5 separate regions of the Homo sapiens genome follow, and all the other regions are linked to region 3. The links are chromatin contacts, found by Hi-C or POLR2A ChIA-PET in ENCODE. All regions are on one chromosome and are shown on one strand. The core of a region is the stretch at or near the end of the contact, and the rest is flanking DNA. Distances in the headings are between cores, read along the strand shown. Region 1 overlaps TGFBR2 (transforming growth factor beta receptor 2). Region 2 has its middle 250 kb from the start of LINC01985. Region 3 overlaps LOC101927995 (a long non-coding RNA gene). Region 4 has its middle 290 kb from the start of LINC01985. Region 5 has its middle 28 kb from the start of TGFBR2.

Region 1 (4,437 bases), core at 1,191-3,690, 220 kb before region 3:
TCCAACAGGGAGACCAGATCGCTTTGGAAAAGCATATTCATTATTCACAATACCTGTTAGGTCACCAGAATACATCCTCTCTCTCTCCCTGGCTTTCCAGGTGAACCACAGGCTTCTGCAATTCCTTCCCACCTGAGTTTCTCACCTCCTAAAATCATGCACACAGCCTCCCTGGTCCCTGCCTTGTCTCTGCCAAGGCAGTAGCACCCAAACCTTGCCATCCAACCTTTTGGACACATTAAGGTTTAAAATGTGCTTTCCTTTAACGTATAATTTAATCAGTTTTAAAAGCTAAGATGCCTATTCCCAATGAGGCCGTTGACCTTGTTCCAAAGCAATTGCTTGTAAATTGTTGTAGAAAACAAAATAATATCCCCTCTTAAAGTGTCTTGCTATTCCTCCAAGGATGGGGTAAAACAGGTGTTGGTTTTTCTCCTCCTCTAACCTTCGAAGGCATAATTTTGGCTCCTTCCTGTGGTAGCTGCCATTCTTTAATTGTTACCGTCCCTTTCCAGGCTACAGGGGGAACGTGACGAAAAATATAAAAAGATTTGGCAGAACAAACTGTCTTGAGTCCAGTGGTTCCCAATGTGGGCTGCATATTAAAATATCTTGAAGAATTAAAAAATAATTCCTGATACCAGGCCCCAGACCAATTAAGTCAGAAACTGCAGGAGTAAGACCCAGTTAATGAGTAGTTTTTAAAGCTACTCAGGTGTTTCCAATGTGCAGCCAAGCCTAAGCATAACTACATCAGCCTGGTGGAAGAAACAGGTATTTCGAATAGGATGGGGCCTGGAAAATGAAAGACATGGGAATAATTTTAATGACTACATTTCAGAGAAATTGTTCTTGACATTGGAACCAACTATATCCTCTAATTAGGCAACAAAAGGCATATATATGTATATTTTTAAAAGTAGATAAGCAAATATAAATTATTTCTCTAAAAGTTAACATGTTTTTAAAAAAAAGCATAATTTGTAATGGCAAAATTGATATTTTCCACAACAGGTAACATGCAGGAGCGATTTAGAATACAAAAGGACTTTCCAAAGGCAAGTCATCCAGATGTCCAAATGGTGGTGAATACAGCCTCTGGAGTATACGTGGGTGGAAATAAAAGTCAATTTCACAGTGGTTAGCCACCTCCCTGAGCCTTTTTTTTCCCCTGGTGGGACACTGAGACACTCGCAAAGCAGCAAAAGGTCTCAGTGGACCCTTCTTGCCATTACTCATGGGTGTGGAGTTTATGGAACACATGGAGGCCGCAGTGGGAGAGACCTGAGGCTGCAGAGGAACCACCCGAACCTTGCTACAGCACCAGCAGTATGGGTCCGACTGCTTTCTTGGCCACTCATATCCAGTGGATGGAATTTGAGACAGCCTGTGTCCATACTAGATTCCACTCTGCTGATTCATACCAGAATGAGGTTCTAGAGTACAAATATTCACAACCAGAAAGCACATCTGGCCTCAGTGCAGCTTTGTTTACTTTGCTACTTAGGAAAAAAAAAAATCTTGAAAAGCGAGTTGCTTTTGCCTTAATTCAGTTCAAATACATTCTAAGCTTCCTTCAACTGAGTCACAGTGTCCTCTATCATGCAAAATCTTTATTATTTCCTTGGCCAGACATAGGGCCATATTGATGAATTCCAAGTGTGCTTTCTAACCAAGGCTGGTTCACAACAAAAAGCTGCTTCAGCTCTGAGTCATCACCTCAAATAACTGATTTCTCTTCTCAGGAATGAGACTAGCAACTTTAATCCATAATTTTCTTCCTCTTCTAACAACTTTTCTCAACCATATTTCCACACTTATTTTTTCTTCTGCATTTAGACCAGAAAGTAAATCTGGTTTGTTTCTTTTGAAACAAAAATGCACAGCTGGAAAGCCAGCTATTTTGAGGCGTGAGTGCACAGTTCCAAGGCAGCATACCTAAAATCCCCCAGAGCTACCAAAACACCATTTACTCTTTTCATTTCTTACATGCAAGAACTAATCATTTCCCCAAGAAGCCAGCTCCCTGGTGTTGGAGCTGAACAAACATAAAATGAGATTTGGGAGAAAGAGGGCAGCATTTCTAAGACTTCCCTTACTCGGAAAACAACGGAAGTCAACAAAATGCTCAATGCATGCGATCAGTACACAGAGTGGGTTTGCTGGATGGTGTAAAGCAACGACATTAAGGACACAATGGGTCCAGAGGGAACCAGCTGGCTGAGATGTTCTGCTAGCAAGTTAAACATAGACAGGAAACCGCGTGTCTGATACTGTAAAAAAATAATTTGTCTTCCTGCCAGAGATAGGCTAGCAAACCAAAAAGGCTGTTTTCACTTAAAAGAAATGCTACAACAATGAGAGAGGAAGGAATGAAACTTTGTGGCTACAAGAAGTCTTCTTCTCTGCCCCTCTCTCAACATCTCAGGTTAGAGGGCACACATCACCACACTAAATGCTAAAGCCTGCACATAGCTTGCGAGTCAGCAACGTGCACCACTGGGCATACATCTTATGGTCTGCTTCCCTATTTAACCACATAGATTGAACTTTGAGTCAGAAGTGGTTACTCAAGTCCTGGTTTCTAAGCTAGCAAGATATAATTGATTTATTTACTTACAGTCCTATCCCATTCCCAAAAACAACAACAACGACAACAACAAAAAACACAGTGAAAGAAGATACAGTCAAGACAGGAGCTATAATTATGACAAATGGAATATAAATGTGAGAAAACAGGGTAAAAACTGGTAAGCAAGAGTGATATTAGTATGCTAAATGTGTAGGTACATATTTGCTAGAAGCATGATTCAGATTTGACTCTAAGCTTTTCTGGTAGTTAGCATTTGAGAGAGAAACACAAAAACCATGAATATCTCTATCAGGGGTTGGCCTGAGCCCTGTTTTTGTAAATGAAGTTGTACTGGAACACAGCCACGTCCAATCACTTACACACTGTCTGTGGCTGCTACCACAGAAGAGTTGAGTAGCTGTGACAGAGACTCTGCCCTGCAAAGCTGAAAATATTTACTATCTTGCCTGTTATCAAAGAAGTTTGCAGACCCCTGCTCGGTATGCTTCAAAGTGTCCTTAAGATCAGAGGCAAACAGGTCGTCATGAGGAGAACACCTTTCTAAAACAGAGAGCCAAAATAAATGTCTCCTGGCTTCCTCATGAAGATAACAATACAATGCAGTGAACAGCATCCTCCACATTCTTTACAGTAAACATACCACTTTGATTCACAGGACTCCTTATAATGGGGAGCACCTCAATAGGACTCAGGTGGAGGAATTTGCAGGGAAGAGGAGAATACATGACGTTGGTACAAATCTCCTCACTCATCCAGCTAAAGGCAAAGATAAGAAATTTGAATCTAGTGGAACAGTAATAACTATTTACAGTCAAAATTCATTAAGTGCTCACTCTGTGCCAGGTGCCGTGCCAAGTTCTCTACATAAATAAATACATTTATCCTCAAAATAATCCTATTAAAAGTATTCATTATTTCTACTCCCATTTTTCAGAGAGGTAAACAAGTAGTTACCCCAAGAACCAAGAGCTTACACACGGCTGAGCTGGGATCTGAACACAGGCAATCAGCAGGGAAGCCATGCTCTCAGCCCTGCCCTCTGTTGTCTTCCCAACAGATGAGCATCTTACTGGCCATCGTTTATACACATCATTTCTCACGGACATGGAAACAGTGTCAGCCTGAGGTTGTGCCTCTTGCCAAGGACATGCTCAGTGATGGGTCTGGGCTGCCGTTTGGCAAACAGAACAGGTAGCCTCTTATGTAAGTTGTGCAGCCTCCCATGGGTTAAGACTGATAAAAAAGCAAACACACCACCACCACGGGAATGTGGAAGGGTAAGGGTATTCCTTCTATAAGAGACAAGATTATCTGGTTCTTCTATGATTCTCCTACGGACAAAAAGTGAGGAACAAACTATGAGATCTTGGAAAATCCCAGCTCCTCTCTGGAGACCCACTTTTTTGTCATTAAAATGAGAAGTCTGGAGGAGCCAATTCACGGGTTTCACTTCATCATAAAAATGTAATGAGTCTATGAAACAAGACAACACACCTGAAAGTAGTTAGCACAGGTGCACACATTCAGAGTAGGCTGCAATCCAAGGCAGCGATCATCACTATAGTTGTTCTATGAGTTCCCACAGCCTAGGCCATGGGCTTGCCACCACCTTGCCTACATTTCAATTGGAAAAGGGGTGGGACCCTGGTCCTGCAAACAAACTACTGAAAGTCTAGGACTTGGGTCCAATGCTATCCCTTTCCTATATGGCCCCAGTGCCTCTCATTTTCTAGAATAAGCAGTTCAGTTCTAAGTTAGCAGGAAAAGCAAGATGGCCAAGATCCAGTCATTTGGGAGCTGGAAGTGGTCCAGCAGCATGCCTCCCTTCATCCTCCTTGGCTTAC
Region 2 (4,147 bases), core at 1,354-3,853, 170 kb after region 3:
CTTTATACTTTACAAAAATCTAGTTATTTTGTAAAACATAAGCAATAATAATTTCAAAAATTAAAACAGGCCACTTGCCATCTCCTCTCTTCCTCCTCTCATTTAGCATTTTCTCAGGGCTATTGATTGACAAACTGGTTTGACTCATAGTAAATAATAAAAACCAATTATTATGGCTGCAGGGCAATTCAAGAAAAGTGGCAAAAATGCAACCCCACTGTATAGGAATATGTAAAATGTGTACTTATGTTTTAAATGCCATCAATATATGGTATGTGTTTTTATAAGAAGTTTCCTAAAGAAAAAAATAAGGTTTTCTCTGAAGTTGTAAGATGACTGGTAAGCAGCACACACACTTACATAAATATATGTCAAATTTCAGTTGAAGGTCACTTAAGCCTTTAGTACATAGATACAAGTGGGTCAGTCCCCCTTCAATTCTCTGGGTATGGAGGTACTGCATCCTCACTGCCATCTCTGGGTGGAGCTTATAGTTTCAGAGCCACTGCAGCTTCCCAGGTCTGTAAACCTCAGGTGCTATCTCTATCCTTCCCGACATCCATCTTGGCTTGAATCCCAGTTCATTTATTTTCTTTCCATTTCCAGCAAAAAAAAAAAAAAAAAAAAAAAACATGTCAAACTAATAATGAGAATCATGGAATTTCCTGAACTGAGGAGAACATCGTTTAGGACACAAAAGTAAGAATTTACTTTTTAGAAACGAAAACACCTTCTCAACAAACAAGTAGGTATTACCCTTTCACAGTAGAATTTTACTGTCCACACACAGCCACCACCTAGCTTCATTGGTTTGACTCCTCTTCTGTTCCTCTTAGCCTTGCTTCTTAATCCTTCTCTTCTGCATTGTCCAGGGGTTCAAACTGTATCTTCTATTATGTAGAGCAACTCCATCCCATCCTACCTTGTAGTTTTGTTACTTGGCCACACTGATACCCAGCAAGGAGTGTCCTGTTTCTCTTTGGTTTATTAAAGCATTTTCTCAGATGAAGATATTTATCTCCCAAGAGATTTCTATTGTACACTGCTTAAAAAAATTCTCTCTCTGCATAGGTTATTTTCCTTCTTTATTCAAAGATGCAGACTTTTTCCTATATTTTAGCATTTCTGAAATCCTGATGACTGTGTGTATATATAATAATAGTGAATTCTTTTGATGGTGAAGGGATTCTGGGTTTGAGCAGTTGAAAGGTAGTGATGATGACTCAAATAACTTTTAAAAAAAAAAAAAGAAAAAAGTTTGCTTTTGTCTTCTCTGCATTAAATGGCCAACGTGTTTGTAACTGAGCCAGATTGTTTTCCTCTGTCCTAAGAGGGTAGTTATTTCTTATTTTAGAGGGTTGTTAATCCCAGTTTTGTCATCTGTTGGGTCTTCAATTCTGATGAATCTTATATCGTATATGGCCATTGCATCTGCACATACATGCTCAGATACTGTGACTTAGTGAAGATACGAGACCACATAGACTACAGGTTCAAAGTACCTGCTGCCTAATAATGTAGGTTTTGACACTCACCTCAACTTGGCAGTTTCAAAGAAGAAAAGTCATTCTGTGAATTAATTGCATGGCAGCAAAGCTTCTGTAGAAGAATCAGAAAACTACTTTTGAAAATGTCAAATAAGGCCAGGTGTGGTGTTTCATGCCTGTAATCCTACCACTTTGGGAGGCCGAGGCAGGTGGATCACGAGGTCAGGAGTTTGAGACCAGCCAGACCAACATGGTGAAACCCTGTCTCTACTACAAATACAAAAATTAGCCGGGCATGGTGGCGTGTGCCTGTAATCCCAGCTACTCAGGAGGCTGAGGCAGGAGAATTGCTTGAACCCGGGAGGTGGAGGTTGCAGTGAGCCAAGATAGCACCATTGCACTCCAGCCTGGAGTGAGACTCTGTCTCAAAAAAAAAAAGAAAAAAGAAAAAGAAAAGAAAATGTCAAAACAGAATTTGCAACCTAAGATTTCTAGAGTTACTGCAAAGAGATCTTGAATCGTTATTGCCAGAAGTGCCTACCAGGCAATAATACTAACTGTAACACAGAAAACAAGTAATTATATGACCATTTGGATTAAGGAAAATGGATATGCATTCTGTAAGAAATGTTTGTAAATGATAAGAAGGAAATGTACTATATTCCTTATGGACCCATTGCAGCAGACGCTGCCATTACTCCATCTATTTCCCTTGGACCTGTCAGTGCCCTCATGCTGACATCCATCAGCCTGAGTCTGCATCTTTGTGCATGAGGACTTATTTTCTCAGAGTCACGGAAGTTTTCTCTTCCTAGAAGCATGAGTCACAGGCCAGAGATCCAGGTAATTAATGATCCTCAGGAGCAGTTCTCAACCATTCGCTCTCTGGAATATATGCACGAATACCCAAGTTCCCTCACCCCTTGAATGGGATAATTCCAAAGTATTTGTTTTCCTCCGCTCTCCAAAAGTTTCTCCATGGAGTTAATTTCCCTTCGTTCTTGTGCAAGGTGGCTCAATAATCACCCTTTACGGACAACTTTTCCTTTCCTCTTTCACTTCCTCATTCACTTGCTCTCACTTTCTCATTCACTTGCAGTTAATAGATATGTCTCTAGTCTGCTTTTGGGAACCGAACCGTGGCACCCACCATCAGACTTAGACATTTTTGGTGTTTGTACATGCAGTACTCTTTTTGAAACACATGAATGTTAACTTTAAGATTCTTTGTTGATGACCTTGGCTGCCAAAAGCGAGTTGTCATTAGTCTTTGTAGTATCCATGTGCAATACCCAACAGACATGTTATGATGAAGTCAAGTAAAAATTAGCTGATGTCATTTTCTCTTTTTATTCCTGCATTATTTTTATGTGGCTTTTGGGTTGGTCTATGAACATTGTCAAGAAACCTCACGGTTTTAAAAATACTCAGTTTTAGTTATTTATTTCAATGTCTGTGAATTTACAACCTTGGCAAGTGCTTTATGTTTATTTTTAATGGCAGATATCTATTTTAATGTGGACATTTTAAAATGCTGACATATCTACATTGTGTAGAATATGATCATTAACTTGTAACCAAGGTGTGATCTCATATTATTACCTCTCCCTTTGGTTGAAAAAAAAAAACCTAAGTTTTTATTATTTCCCTCCAAGAATAAGTCAGACAATTGGTTAAAAATTTTAAAAGGTAATAAAATAATAGTAATTTTTTAAAACTAAGAAGCTGATATTTCTACAGTGCTCTTATAATCAATAGTTTCTTAAAATTGAGGACATGCATGCATACATTTTACTAGCAGTTTGTGCATATTATAAGGTTTCCTTTATAAGAGTATAAAGAAAAAAACTCATAATCCCAATGCTCAAATACAAATACTATTAACATTTTTAATAGGTTTCTAAACATCTTTTTTGTGTTTATACTCATATTTTTTGGCATTAATAAGGTCATGTAATATATGTTGTTTTATAAACTACTATATTCACCTGATAATGCTTCACGAATGTTTTTCTGTATTACCTCCTCTTACTCAAAATGGTACATCTTCTTTTAGAGTAGATGCTATGCAGAGGATGAATATATGATCTGATTGAACGTACTTTCTGTTTCGAAGTGGCATCTTCTGCCAACAGCATCTGAAATATTCATTGTTGTATTTATTATTTGTAGTTTCTAGCTTTTTGGAGAAGGAGAACATCCAAGGATGTATATGCAAATATTTTGCCCCCGCAACAGAGTAATTAACTTTCTAGTGTATCTATTTACCTTAATGTGCTATCCAAACTTGCTACAATCCTATCAGCAGGAACTGAAGAGAGGTAAAACAAACTGGTTTTGAATTTTGACTCTTGGCTCACCAGGACAGGCTCAGGCAGATCCCCAATAGTGAAGGCCCTAGAACAGTTAGAGAGCATGAAAATCTAACAAACCAACAAAAACAAAAGTGGGACCATTATTCCTCTAACTTATTATGTTAGAATTATGTAAACCTCGGCTAGTTTCGTAAGCTCTTTGGTCATTTGTTTCATTCACTGGTACCAAGAGGAGGCTGGATTTTCTCTGTGAACATTTTGCTTGCCAAGAAAATGAGTTGACCTGTCTTTGCTTCCAGTACATTGTCATGGACATACGTAGTTTCTCTTTGCCTAGTTCTTTCT
Region 3 (4,492 bases), core at 1,553-4,052:
ACTCCCTAAGCAAATGAGACTTCACTGCAGTTAAAAGAGGTTGAGTACCAGGAAAGGAGAGGATGTGCCAAACCATTTACTTTTTTATTAATTTCACTTCTTGGCCGATAAATGGCCATTACTTTGGAAATTTAAAAAGTCATTCTGTTGTAGAAAGGTACCAATTGTAGAAAGAGGCAAATAAGTTTACTTCTTTTTATTTTCTTTTTGACGGAGTCTCGCTCTGTCACCAGGCTGGATTACAGTAGTGCGACCTCAGCTCACTGCAACCTGCACCTCCCAGGTTCAAGCGATTCCCCTGCCTCAGCCTCCCAAGTAGCTGGGATTTCAGGGGCACACCACCATGCCTGGCTAATTTTTTGTATTTTAGTAAAGACGGGTTTCACTATTTTGGCCAGGCTGGTCTTGAACTCCTGACCTCGAGATCCACCCGCTTCAGCCTCCCAAAGTGCTGGGATTACAGGAGTGAGCCCACAAGCCCAGCCAAGTTTACTTCTTTATGTCGAGATTTTCTTGTGTGATTTAAAATTGTTTATATTCTACAAATAAATATTGAGCAAGACTACCCATGAATGGAACTCTGTACAGAATTATGGGGCTGGATGGAGCCCTGGAGATTACCCAGAATGATCCCTTAATTTAACCACAGAGGAAACGAAGACTCCAGAGAAAAGAAAAAACAAAAACAAAAAATAATACCTCTTTGATGTAACATTCTCATCTAGTAGCAGGACTGTGACTTGAACCCAGCTCACTTAATTCCTAAGTAATCTCAAATTCTGTCTACCATTTGCTCCCACCATCACCATAGATTTTCAATTCCTCACCTTAGATAAGGTCACTCAGCTAGCATATTGCAAAACACAGAGGCTTTTTTTTTTTTCACTCTGAGTTCAATGGTCTTTCCACCTACCACCATCACTTTTTGTATTGGATTTTAAAATAATAATACATAAGAAAATGTAAAAAGTTACAGTGTGCCAATTGTGCCTTTTTGCCTCTAGATTCTATGCTGCAAAATATCTGAATTTCTATTCTTAGAATGAAAATATATCCTAGAAACATCAGAGGGCAAGATGAACCACAGAAAGAATCCCAAGACATTTTGCTGGTAAAACTGATTTTTTCTTAGTTGTCTCTTTTGTTCTGAAAGGGAACAACTTGAACAGTAGTCTCATTGGAAAGGAGGGCCATATAAATTATTTTTTATGAGGTACAACCCGTTTATACATAGAAACAAGAAAAGCAGATTTTGACATGGTTATTAATTACCCCAAAGCAATTTTTTAGTACTTTGACATTATTATTATTCTAAAGTCACTGTAGGAAATCACAGAAAAACTATTTCCCTTTAAAATGTACTGAGATAGTAGTTGTTTTAAAATATCTTCCAACTCTAAAAGATAGCAGTATTGCTTTACTCTAAAATTATGTCTCGATCTCTTTTGCATTTTTTCCTTAATTGTTCACTTTGTGGTAACAATTAGAATTCTGAAGAAAAGTAACCACAAGGAGATTCCTGGGGAAAAATAAATAGGAAGTTGATTCTGAAAACAGAACTCTTCTCTTGCAAAAGAGGCCATAGTTGGTGGTCCCAAACTCTTTATAGTTCCAATAAACAGACCTACACTTCAGAAAATGATCACCACCTGTAAGGTCAATGATCCCAATGACCATGAGATCATTACCACATAGAGGAAGATTTGGTTGGAATGGCATAAAAATTGAATTTATTGATAACTTAAATTCTTCCCATTATCAAAAAGGATGTGAGGTGGCATATAATAAAAGCCAGAGATGCGTAAGGGGATCAGATGAGGAACAGAAAGTCAAACCTGCTGAGGGCTATTCATTAACAGGCTAAGTGGCTGGCAGTTCTTGAGACAGCCTCTCCCACCCGATCCTTCTGAAGAGAGTTCTGATTCTTTTTGTAGGTAAATGATTGTTCATGCCAGAACATGGGAAACTTCTTTCCATCCCTCCCCACCCTCATTCTAATTTGAAGTACAACTCATATACAGTAAAATGTACAGATCATAAGTGTATAATTTGATATGATTTGACAAACGTAAGCATTCATTTGACCCAAATCCCAGTTAAAATACAGAAAATTTTCAGAAAATCCTTGTATCTACTACCTCCTAAGAAGTAATCTGTGGTGGAAGAAAATAATTTATACGTTTTTCCCAGTTACATGGCAACAATTTGGGGGCTTCCTTTAGCAGACACCAGGAGTAAAGAATATGTGAAACCATAGTGCTTTCAGTGGTCTTGGCTGATTGTTTAATAAATTTCTGAATTGTAATTATTACCGATGATATTAAATAAGCTCTGCGAATGAGATGCCATGTTCAGAATGCCTAGGACCTCAACATAAAACATTTCGTTTTCTTTCTGTGGGGCAATGGTGTTAATGTACATTAAACAGAATGGTCCCCAATGCCAAGGGTAGGAAATATTGGGAGCTACCCTTTTATGGTAAAAAAATGATTCTTCTGCTGGGTAAGCAAATAGCTCATAGCTCTCAAAGGAGGGAACTTAATTTAAGGAAGAATAAGCACTGGGGAATTAAGTTTCACAGGGGCAGCTGGGCAGAATTCTGTGTGTTTTTATAGCTGGCTCTTGAAAAGTCTTCAAGCTGGATATTTCATTCACACCATAGAGTGGCCTGGTCACATGACAGGCGTGCTGAAATTCACTCAACCAAGGTTTTGTCGAAAGGCTCCCAAATGCTGGTCTCCGGTTGATTTTAGGGCAAGCAGTTACTTAATATGCTGACTCTCTAGGGACTGAAGCAATACATAGACACCACCTACGGAATTCCACTCCCACCACTAGGCCTGTGAAAGCACTTGTTAGGGGGAAAGAGAGAGAGAGAGATTTATCCTGCTTTCTTAAATTAAAGATGCCTTTCCTATACTAGGGCCTCCTGAGAAACATGAACTTTCTTTAACTGCAGTTAGTGCCAGCAGCAAGCACCAGCAGGGGAGTTGTTTGGCTGAAACTGGGCTGAGGTGCTGCAGCTCATTTTAGATTAATAGGCTTCTCTGGTTTCATTCCCAAAGTTTCCACCAATAGATGTGGAAATTTTTCCAGTTCTAGAACCATTATCCCTACCCCTGGCTGTCTAGTATGTTTGTGTCTGCAAGAGTTGTCATTCGTTTATCTGGGACACATTGTTTTTTTTAAGGGATAAAAGATGAAAGATGAAAGGATGACAGTTTTTTTTTTTTCTTTTTCTTTTTTTGCTGAGAGAACGGTCTGACTAAAATTTTTTGGTATAGTTGAAGAAATTCCTTGTATAACTTTAAGAGTAACTTTATTATCAAGCCATTGCAACTAAGAAATGCTTAAGCCTGCCCAAGAAGTTCTTCAAGGATGTAGGTACAAAACTTTGAGGATACACTTTTGGCATTATTCATGAGGCACCATTGTGTAAGAAAACATACTAGACTGGGTGTCTGGGGGCCAGAGTTCTAATCTCAGCTTCGTCGCTAAATTGCTGTGTCACTTGCAAAGTGAGGGGGATTAGAAAGGGACATATTCTGAAGTCCTTTCCAGCTATAAATTCTTGTGGAGATAGATTACATCAAATCAGATTCAATTTCATGGGGATAGATTTAAAATTACAGGATTGGCAATAATGATGACCTGAGATTCACATCGAATTTGCCAACAGCAAATTGCATTATGAAATGTGATTTTGCATTTTTGCAATGGTAGAGTAGCTTATGCAGGCCCATCATTGTGCCTAGACATCTATAAATGCAGCATAAAACCAACCAAACAAAAAAACCCAAAACAAAAACAGCTGTTTGAAGGCTCTGAAGAGCAACCATGATTTTGAAGAAAACTGCATCATGATAATGCCAATAGTCCTAGTCAGTTTTCTCCTTGAGGCATTTACTAATTTGTAACAGGTGTAGGGCTGAGAAACCAGGCAGAAAGGTGACAGACAGCTCAAGACTTCGGCAGTCTCACTTGCCTGAGAAGACAAAAATTGGAGATCAAGGTTATTAAGTGAGCCAGAACTTGAGGGTTTAATGTCCCACAGGAAACAGAACTACGGAAACGTGAATCTAAAATTCTGTGTGCGCTTTACCCTGAAAGCATTTGCAAAATCGTAAATTGCATAAAGTGAAAGCAAGCAAGAAAAGCAGAGAGCAGCAGCTTGAAGCTAAAATATAAAGCCCAGCTTTTTAGCAGACTCACGATGCTGGTAAGACAGAATTTGAATTTCACGGCACTTCAAAGCAGGGTTCCTAGTAAGCATGTTAGGATCCTATCTGAGATGCCTGGGAAGCTTTATCCTGGGTGTAAAGCAAAACCTACAAATAGACTAGATCTCACAAAGACAGAAACTCAGGCTTGAATCATCTCAACTCCTGTTTAAATCAAGGTGATCTGCCTCTAATCTACTTGCCTGCCAGAAGAAAATCAAATTTTCTCTGAGGAAAACAGCATCTCACAGAGCCTCTGCAATATTTTAGTC
Region 4 (4,510 bases), core at 325-2,824, 210 kb after region 3:
TTGGTTTGGAATACAAAATCAAAATGAAAATGAGATTTTAAAAATTCTAAGTAAATAAATGTGAAACATAAATAACTACAAACACACCCTTTCTGTAAATATTCCTATAACATCAGGCAATGTTTGGAAAACAGATCTGATGAAGAAAATGAAGGATTTACAGATTATCCATCTGCCTCAGCCCAACCTTTTAATGGTTCAGAACAAAGAAACCCCCAAAGGGGTTGGGAGTGGGGCTTGGGCACTTAATAGCCTACTGGGGTGGAAGAACATCAGCCTCCTTGCACCTTCCTTCATCATGTACTTGAGGAAGGATTGTATGGAGCCAGCTCATGGAGCCCTCACCCACCTTCCAGCAAGACCAAGTTAAAACACATCCCATAATTTCCTACATTAGCCTCTTAGAACAAACGTTCTTAACCTGGGGCCCTTGGACTGAATTCAGCAGTGTTTAACTTGGTTGGAAAGAAAATGACATCTAATTTTTACTAATCTCAAACTCATACTTAGTACACCTTTTAATTATGAATGCAGCAACAAGGCACAGTAGTATTGACAGAATATGACTTTGTCATAGATATTTTTATATAACATTATAGTTGTTGCAGGCATTTCCAAATATAGTTGACACCTATCATTACTTCAGAATTATAGGAGCATTAGCCTTGCTTCTAGAGATTGTCATTCAATGCCTGAATAAAAAAGCACATATACAACTATATCTCACATTTCCTTTTCTTACTTACCATTTTGTTACCTGCATCTAAGTATAACTGGTTGCCTTTATCATATGTAAAATATAATAATGATGATGATGATACTAAGAGCTTCGAGTTTAGAAGGAGACAAAAACCAAAAACATATGATTAAAAAAAAGTCTAAAAGAAAAAGACCACTTGAGTTTTTGCCCCAAAAGCCCTCCATGTGCCCCTCAAATGGACTTGCACAGGAATCACCTGGAATATCTTGTTAAAATGCCTAGTTTGAGTCAGCAGGCCTGGGGTGACAGACACTAATTAGCATTGCTAAGCTCCCAGGTGAAACTGATCTGCTGGTCCATGGATGATACTAAGCAGTAGTGGTAAGAGTGTAAGTCTTACAATTTATGGCCTCATCTTTCAGAATGTTTCTTTTTGTTTTTTCCTTTCTCCCACCTAGTACTGAGTTACACATAGTATTTGTAAAAGCTGACACAAGTTGATATGGTTTAGCTGTGTCCCCATCCAAATCTCATCTTGAATTGTAGTTCCCATAATCCCCATGTGTCATGGGAGGGACCGAGTGGTGGGTAATTTAATCAGCAGGCGTTTACCCTTATGCTGTGCTTGTGATGATGAGTGAGTTCTCAGAAGGTCTGATGGTTTTATATGGGGCTTTTCCCCTCTTGCACTTTCTTCTCTCTCCTGCCACGATGTGATGAAGGACATATTTGCTTCCCCTTCCACCTTGATTGTGTTTCCTGAGGCCTCCGCAGCCTTGCAGAATGGTAAGTTAATTAAACCTCTTTCCATTATAAATTACTCAGGCTCGGTTATGTCCTTACAGCAGTGTGCAAACGGACTAAACCACAAGTTTACGTCACAAATTTTTGAAATGGTGTTTTCTGGCTGGCTGGCCAGATTACAAGCATTGTGTCATGAACAGAACAGCAAATATCTCTAAGAAGCTTGAAAGCAAAATGATGCACCACTAGTCCAAATAATTAACATGAGTGTTGATAGCACCCTCTTTTAATCAAGTTGGTCTGATGGGTTTTCCTGGTGCAAGATTTCAACAAGAATACAAGGCTGGTGGTATTCAGTGGAGGGGTTTTAAAATCAAACCTAATAACCAGAATCCCTGCCCCCTTCGGAAACAAAGAATCACAATAGAGGCTTTTAAAAAGCTCTGTGCATTATTCCCAGCTTAGCTAAGTATGGGCTTGATTAGTTGAATGGCCTTTATTTTCCCGCATTTCCTATCATTGGAAACATCTGTGGAGAGGAAAGATGGTTATCAAGGCAATTGACCATTGTCACAGTTTAGTAGTCCCTGATGGCTTTTTCCAAACCCTTCTCTAGGGCTTTTGTTTCCCAAAGCAAATTGGTAAACATCTGGTCTATCCAAGCCAAACTCTCATGCTGCATTTACAATCATGCCACTTTCACTTTCAGCATCTGCTGGTCACTAATTCATGCAGTAATCCTTTAAAGACAGGGCCCCAGGGCTTCTCTTTTGGCCAGTTCTGGACATTTCATTTCTCTGGTGGCTCATGTAAGTTTTGCTCAACTTGCTCAATAGCTCAGTCTCCTAAGTCAAATAAATTTCTCCCAACCACAAAATGTAAGATACTTCAGAACCAAAAACCAGAGGGAATTAAACCAGAAATTTAAGGATGGCCTGGGCAAGAGTGACTGTTTTCAAGAATTAAAACAGTTCTGTTGAGTTACCCACAACACCTGCTCCTCTGACCCAGTTACCAGATCCTTAGTAACTCAAATCCCTGTTACCACAGCCTCGGTCCAAGTGTCATAGTCTGCCACCCTCCACCTGGGCCCCAGGCCCTCTATGTTATATTTTCTGATTTTTCCAGCACCCTGCTATAATTTTCCATGGTCTTCCACAGACTGCAGTTAAAGATTCTTCATTACTGGAGCATCTCCTTCCATTTGTACTCTGGCCTTTCACATTGTTTCTTCTCTTCTCCAAATCCAGTCAACCCAAACTGCTCATAGGTCCCCAAAACCCCATATTATCATTTATCCATGTGCCCAGCTCTTCCCTTTGCCTGGAATGTGCCATCTCCTTATCTACCTAAAAAAAGTAAAAGAAAAAATCTGAATCTCTGAGTTAAGGAGTTTTTGGTGAAAACCTTTTGTTCACTTTGCAAAGGAAGATTGTTTTTCACTCATGTCTAGATCTTGTTCATGGTATCACTGTGACTCTTATCACAGTGCTGCACAGTTTATTTCATTGATAGGATATTCAGCTACACTTTGAGCCATTAGAACATCCAGGTTGGTTTTATTCCTCTTATTCCCAGATGCTAGCACAGTGCCTGGCACGTTGGAGGCACTTCGTCAATGTCCATTAAATGGTTGATGGATTATTTAGTTGATTTATGTTTTTCTCTCTTTTTTTGTTCTTTAGCTAAGTGAAGAAAGAAATCACTCATAGGGTAGAATACAACCATGTTGGCATGTCCACAGCTATGTGAAATAAAGATTTGGGTCATTGTTAGCATCATGAGGAGAAGCAGGGACATTTATAAAGGAACATCTGAGCAGTGATCTTTTATTTTCTGTCTGACATTGCTAGATAGAAAAATTTCACTTGACCTTCAAGTATTATTTATTCGCCTCAAAGACAGCTGGGCTCCGTGTGTGTAGGCAGGCATGTAGAATTTTGGAGAAGGGAATATGATTAGATTATTGTTACTTGGATGATTTGCTTATTATGTTTCTCTGTAGTCACAGTTAAGAGTTTCATACGTGAGAGATGGACTTGCTTGAGTCAAAGAAACCATTTGCTTTCTGATCTCTTTAAACAGTAAAGGAATCACCTGTTCTTGTTTAGTCTCTGTGATCATTTATTATTTTTTATTATTTCAGCAACTAAAGCTATTCCTTAGTGCTTAAAAAATATTGACAAAATATAAAATTCTTCCTTGATTATGCCTTTTCTCTCTGCCTTTTCAAATTTGACTGGCTTTTGGTTGAGATATTCTTCTCAGATGAATAAGTTGAAATGGGAAGGTGTTTGTGTGAGTGCAGCACTGTTGGTCTAAACAAAAATGATATATCAAAAGATCTATGAGAGTAAGTCTTTTATTGAAAATGTGAATTTTTACAAAATGGTAAAACTTACATTTTAATGGGGCTAGGTTCATGTTTTTGTTTTTGTTTTTTAACTGAATAGTTGGTACATCTGGAATTAGCTTCAGTTCCCTTGGCTGACTTAAGTTATAGTAACATTGGACAATTGCATAGTCTCTCTGAGGTTTGGTATTTCCAGTTTTAAACATGGTTAACAATGCTAGTCCTTTCTCTTATTCATAGAAATTAATCAAGGAATAAGATGTTGATCTAAAACATTTTATAAGATTTATTAATTATTAGGCCCGGTGCAGTGGCTCATGCCTGTAATCCCAGCATTTTGGGCAGCCAAGGCGGGCGGATCACAAGGTCAAGAGTTCGAGACCAGCCTGGCCAATATGATGAAACCCTGTCTCTACCAAAAATACAAAAATTAGCCGGGAATGGTGGCGGGTGCCTGTAGTCCCAGCTACTCAGGAGGCTGAAGCAGGAGAATTGCTTGAACCTGGGAGGCGAAGGTTGCAGTGAGCCGAGATCACGCCATTGCACTCTAGTCTGGGTGACAGAGCGAGACTCCATCTCAAAAACAAAACAAAACAAAACAAAGATTTATGAATTATTTAATATATAAATACAAAAAAATACCTTAGCTGCTAGAACCTATGTTCCAATAATATGACAGTGAGATACCATTTGATGATAGGTAGGCTTCTGTT
Region 5 (4,114 bases), core at 625-3,124, 140 kb before region 3:
TGTATTATATATAAGTATACACACACACGTATGAGCAAGTTTTATAGTTGATGAGCTGAAATTGTCAGTGGTTACCAGATCTTCTTAATATAAGAAAGTGTATACTTATATATCTGTGTGTATTTTTATTTTCCATTCACTCTATAAAGTGAAGCAGATTGCATCATGAATTAGAAATCCTGTTGTTTTGTTGTTGTTGTTGTTGTTTTTGGTGGTGGTATTTTTAATACAGGATCTCATTCTGTTGCTTAGGCTGGATTGCAGTAGCAGGATCATAGCTCACTGTAACCTCAAACTCCTGGGCTCAAGCAATCCTCCCACCTTAGCCTCCTAAGTAGCTAGGACTACAGGTGTGTGCCACCAGGCCTGGCTAAGTTTTTAAAAATGTTTTCTCACTATGTTGCCCAGACCAGTCTCAAACTCTTGGCCTCAAGCAGTCCTCCTGCCTTGGCTCCCAAAGTGTTGGACATACAGGCAAGAGTCACCACACCCTGCCACAGAGATCCTGGGTTTTGTCCTCAGCTGCACCGCTTACTAGCTGTTGTGATTCTAGTAAACTAATTTAACCTCTCTGAATTTCACTTTGTTTATTTACAAAATAAGGGAAAAGATTTATCCTGCTTAGAGAAGGGTATTGTGACACAGAGTTGATGAATGTCAAAGTGCCTTACAAAGTATATGTTCACATATTTTATGATTTATTTATTACAGTATTATTACAATGGGGAATTGATTTATGGCAATATGATCTATAACATTTCTGGAACTCCAATAATATTCCAGGTATTGGGCCTGATGCTTTCAAATATAGTATCTATGTGCCTTCTTGAATCTCAGGGCTAGACATGCACTGACCCAGAGAGCATGGTAAAAATGATGCCATGTGATTTGTCAAGGCTAGGTTATTAAAAACTGTTCAGCTTCCACCTTCTTTGCTGAAACACTCATTGTAGGCATTCTGAGCTCTATATAAGAAGTCTGACCACCCTGATGTCTCCATGATGGAGAGGCCTGGAGGAGAAATCACAAAGAGAAGCCCTGAGACTACATTGAGAGAGATGCCAATCAGCTTTAGCCATGAGTCATTCTGGCCCAGGTATCAGACCTGAAAGTGAAGAAGTCTCCAGAGAATTCTAGCCTCCAGCCATTCAACTCAACCTCAGCCATTTGAGTCTTCCAAGCTGCGGTTCCAGACATTGTGGAGTATAGTCAAGCCATGTTGGCTATGTCATCGGAACTCCTGACACAAAAAAATTCATGAGCGTAATATACTCATTGTTACACCAAGTTCTGGAGTGGTTTGTTATGCAATAATAAATAATCAAAACAGTTTATCAGTGAAGTGTTTTGATTAGTAAACCATAAAACTCTGCATCATCTCTGTCAACTGAAGAATGATGATGTTCATAAATTTGGAAAGGAGAGCATTATTTATTATAAAGCGTTGCAATCTGCAGGCTGGCCATCTTACAGGGAAGCCTCACTTCTGGCAAAAGGTGAGAGCAAGCACTTTGAGGGAGGGGTAAAGGGAACAGGAATTTATGCTGAGCATAGTGGCTGAATTTACACAGTCAATAACAGGAGGAGTCATAAATATTTCATGAAAGCAGAAACAAGGGCATGCACAACTGAGCTTCGTGCCTCTTCATGGGTTGCATGTTCAAAAAACGGCAGCCTTAGCATGATCCGCAGGCCAGGGTGTGGTGGGGTTGGCCCTCTGACATCAAAAGGTGAAGCAGAGGACACGAACACCATCACTGTCCATCCTCTGTGAGCCAGCCAAAACCAGTCTGGAGATGGTGGTCAGTTTTTAGGAAGGGATGCATTGTGAAACTGGTGAGCTGTCATGTTCAAACCACAAAGAGGGAGGGGGAGTCCAGTTGCAGCCTCAGATGACTAGCTAAAGGCAATAAAGGAATGAATCCTTTATTGCTAGTTTTCCAGAGTTTGTTTCTGCTTACTTCTTAGGAAAGAATTCTGGTTAAAGTTTAACAAGGAAGGGGCACACTGAGGCGTTTCCAACCTATGGTCCTGTTATAGCCAGGAACACAGTTTTGAAGGTTTCTTGAGTTGCCTTGGCCAAGAGGGAGTCTGTATAGTGGGTTGGGGGGTGGGGGATCTTATTTTTATTTCTCATCTCAATTTTTATAGATGGAAACTGGGAGTGAGAGAGCTTAAGTAACTTTTAGTCTTACTATTGATAATGGTAGATCCAGGATAGTAACTCAGGTCTGCCTTAAGGCAGAATCTATGTTTTTCTAACCACAGTGGGACTGACCTCTGGGGAACATGCATGGTCCGCCTGCTGAGTCCACAGGATGAAGAGGCAGAAGGAGAAACATGTTTTTGCTTTGGTGTATGGAGTTGCCTTGGCCAAGAGGGAGTCAGTTCAGTGGGTTGGGGGGTGGGGGATCTTATTTTTATTTCTTATCTCAATTTTTATAGATGGAAACTGAGAGTGAGAGAGCTGAAGTAACTTTCAGTCTTACTATTGATAATGGTAGATCCAGGATAGTAACTAATGTCTGCCTTAAGGCAGAATCTATGTTCTTCTAACCACAGTGGGGCCAACCTCTGGGGGACATGCTTGGCCAGCCTGCTGAGTCCACAGGATGAAGAGGCAGAAGGAGAAATGTATTTTTGCTTTGGTGTATGTTTGTCTCCAGGATGTCTGCTGGATGATCATCCAAGGAGCCCTCTGAATTTGTTATTATCTGCTTCAGACATCTTAATTAAGTGCTTTAGAGGCCTCTACCATACAATCAAAACTCTAAGCACTCTTCTCCCTATGAAAAAAAAAAGTAAACTAAAATTCCTGTCCACTGTTAAGATTCCAGCTATTGATTTCTGCTCATTTTTAACTTACTTTCTCTCTGAGAGTGCAAGTCCCCCAACAAGTGAAGAATAAATAAGAGCAAGTCAGTGCCACCTGGGTGAAAGAGGAGGAGGGCGTTAGAACACCCTGATAAGGGTCTGAGTTGATGGTTCAATAGGAGAAGGGTTAAGAGACTTGAAGTTAAAACTTGTTTGAACTTGCAAGACCCTTTTTTGAAACTCTAGGAGAAGGCCTTTCATTTCTCAGTGAACCTTGCTTCACATATACTCTCACAATAAGAATAAGAAAAATAAAATTTAAGAGAGAGAAAACATGAAAGCAAAAGGATGTCAAATATTGAATATTTCATTAACTTTTTAAACAGAAAAAGAATTTTCTCCCTCAATTTTATTAAATAAAGGGACTGGCCCAGAGATCCCATGTGATATATTTGAGGTGGCAGATAACTTATGGAGGCAGCGCCTGGAGAAGAAGGCTCAATTCTATCTCTTGCTTTCACACTATATTGTCCATATTTATTTTTATCCCATGCAATTGCTATGAGTAATATCTGTGTAGCATAAGATCTGGCCGCTTGTTTCTGTGAGGCTATATTTAGAATAAGAGCAGCCAACAGATTATTAGAGAAAGTGAGAAGTGGAGAAAGAGGGAATGCAGTCTGTTCGAAAGGTGAGACATATGTATCATCTTAGCAGGTATAACTATCGAGTACCTAAATAATCTATGCAGGACTTCCATTAGGTGATTTACATATTTAATCTTCACAAAAAGTCTCTGAGGCCAGTCTTCTTATCTCTATATTTATATGAAGCATTGACTTTTAAAGAGGTTATATTACCTTGGAAGTGGATAAGATCAATACCAGTTCATCTCACCCCAGTCTATGTTTATTCCACTCTGCCAGTATTTATCATGGTATATACAACATGATTTTAGTAGACATGATATATTCCAATATTTATGTGCTTATTTTAGTGTGCATTAAAAAATGTAATAGGCACATAAAACCTTAATATTCATGGATATTCTTTCTTACAACAGGGATAAGGTATGTATTTAAGGCTTTTTTAAAAAATAGAAATAGCTAGAGCAAAAATATTTACTAAATAATCATATATAAAAAAATGAAGTGGCATGCAGTGATTAATGTTTGGGGAACTAGACTATTCTGGGTTGTCTTCATTTCATTAATTGGTTATTTGAGAATTTTGAAAGAATTTGTTCAGATTTACTGATAAAACACAAGTTAAGTTTTGATTTTACAGTGATATCAATAAT

Evidence for each region. A loop is a pair of places that touch in the nucleus more often than their neighbours do. ChIA-PET counts read pairs that join two places held with the same protein, here RNA polymerase II (POLR2A). Pooled maps may share reads with other maps.
Region 1: a loop to region 3 is called in a map with no recorded cell type, with 2.1 times the contacts of the local background. The contact joins two enhancer-like sites. A Hi-C loop is called at or near these places in 2 of 37 single-sample maps with no recorded cell type. POLR2A ChIA-PET finds 5 or more read pairs at or near these places in 2 of 52 experiments (CD4-positive, alpha-beta T cell and activated T-cell).
Region 2: a loop to region 3 is called in a pooled map, with 2.1 times the contacts of the local background. The contact joins two enhancer-like sites. A Hi-C loop is called at or near these places in 2 of 168 maps with a recorded cell type or tissue (Caco-2 and sigmoid colon) and 2 of 50 pooled maps. POLR2A ChIA-PET finds 5 or more read pairs at or near these places in 1 of 52 experiments (T-cell).
Region 4: a map of heart right ventricle shows a loop between it and region 3 (2.2-fold over the local background). The contact joins two enhancer-like sites. A Hi-C loop is called at or near these places in 3 of 168 maps with a recorded cell type or tissue (cardiac septum, heart left ventricle and heart right ventricle). POLR2A ChIA-PET finds 5 or more read pairs at or near these places in 1 of 52 experiments (MCF 10A).
Region 5: a loop to region 3 is called in a map with no recorded cell type, with 2.0 times the contacts of the local background. The contact joins two enhancer-like sites. A Hi-C loop is called at or near these places in 1 of 168 maps with a recorded cell type or tissue (heart left ventricle), 1 of 37 single-sample maps with no recorded cell type and 2 of 50 pooled maps. POLR2A ChIA-PET finds 5 or more read pairs at or near these places in 1 of 52 experiments (activated B cell).

The regions. Positions count from the first base shown.
Region 1 is chr3:30,656,619-30,661,055 of GRCh38, reverse strand. The region is part of intron 3 of TGFBR2 (transforming growth factor beta receptor 2); the gene reads right to left. Among named protein-coding and RNA genes, the nearest start is that of TGFBR2, 52 kb to the right of the region's middle. Within about 2 kb of position 2,440, at least 20 of the 41 ENCODE cell types and tissues checked have a DNase peak (open chromatin) inside an H3K27ac peak, as active enhancers do.
Region 2 is chr3:30,268,392-30,272,538 of GRCh38, reverse strand. No RefSeq gene overlaps it. Among named protein-coding and RNA genes, the nearest start is that of LINC01985, 250 kb to the left of the region's middle. RefSeq lists an enhancer at 1,577-1,746. Within about 2 kb of position 2,603, at least 2 of the 41 ENCODE cell types and tissues checked have a DNase peak (open chromatin) inside an H3K27ac peak, as active enhancers do.
Region 3 is chr3:30,435,686-30,440,177 of GRCh38, reverse strand. All of the region lies in intron 4 of LOC101927995 (a long non-coding RNA gene), which reads right to left. All of the region lies in intron 3 of LOC105377013 (a long non-coding RNA gene), which reads left to right. Among named protein-coding and RNA genes, the nearest start is that of LINC01985, 81 kb to the left of the region's middle. Within about 2 kb of position 2,802, at least 10 of the 41 ENCODE cell types and tissues checked have a DNase peak (open chromatin) inside an H3K27ac peak, as active enhancers do; they include heart right ventricle, where a contact is called at or near this core.
Region 4 is chr3:30,229,416-30,233,925 of GRCh38, reverse strand. No RefSeq gene overlaps it. Among named protein-coding and RNA genes, the nearest start is that of LINC01985, 290 kb to the left of the region's middle. Within about 2 kb of position 1,574, at least 4 of the 41 ENCODE cell types and tissues checked have a DNase peak (open chromatin) inside an H3K27ac peak, as active enhancers do; they include heart right ventricle, where a contact is called at or near this core.
Region 5 is chr3:30,576,416-30,580,529 of GRCh38, reverse strand. No RefSeq gene overlaps it. Among named protein-coding and RNA genes, the nearest start is that of TGFBR2, 28 kb to the left of the region's middle. Within about 2 kb of position 1,874, at least 7 of the 41 ENCODE cell types and tissues checked have a DNase peak (open chromatin) inside an H3K27ac peak, as active enhancers do.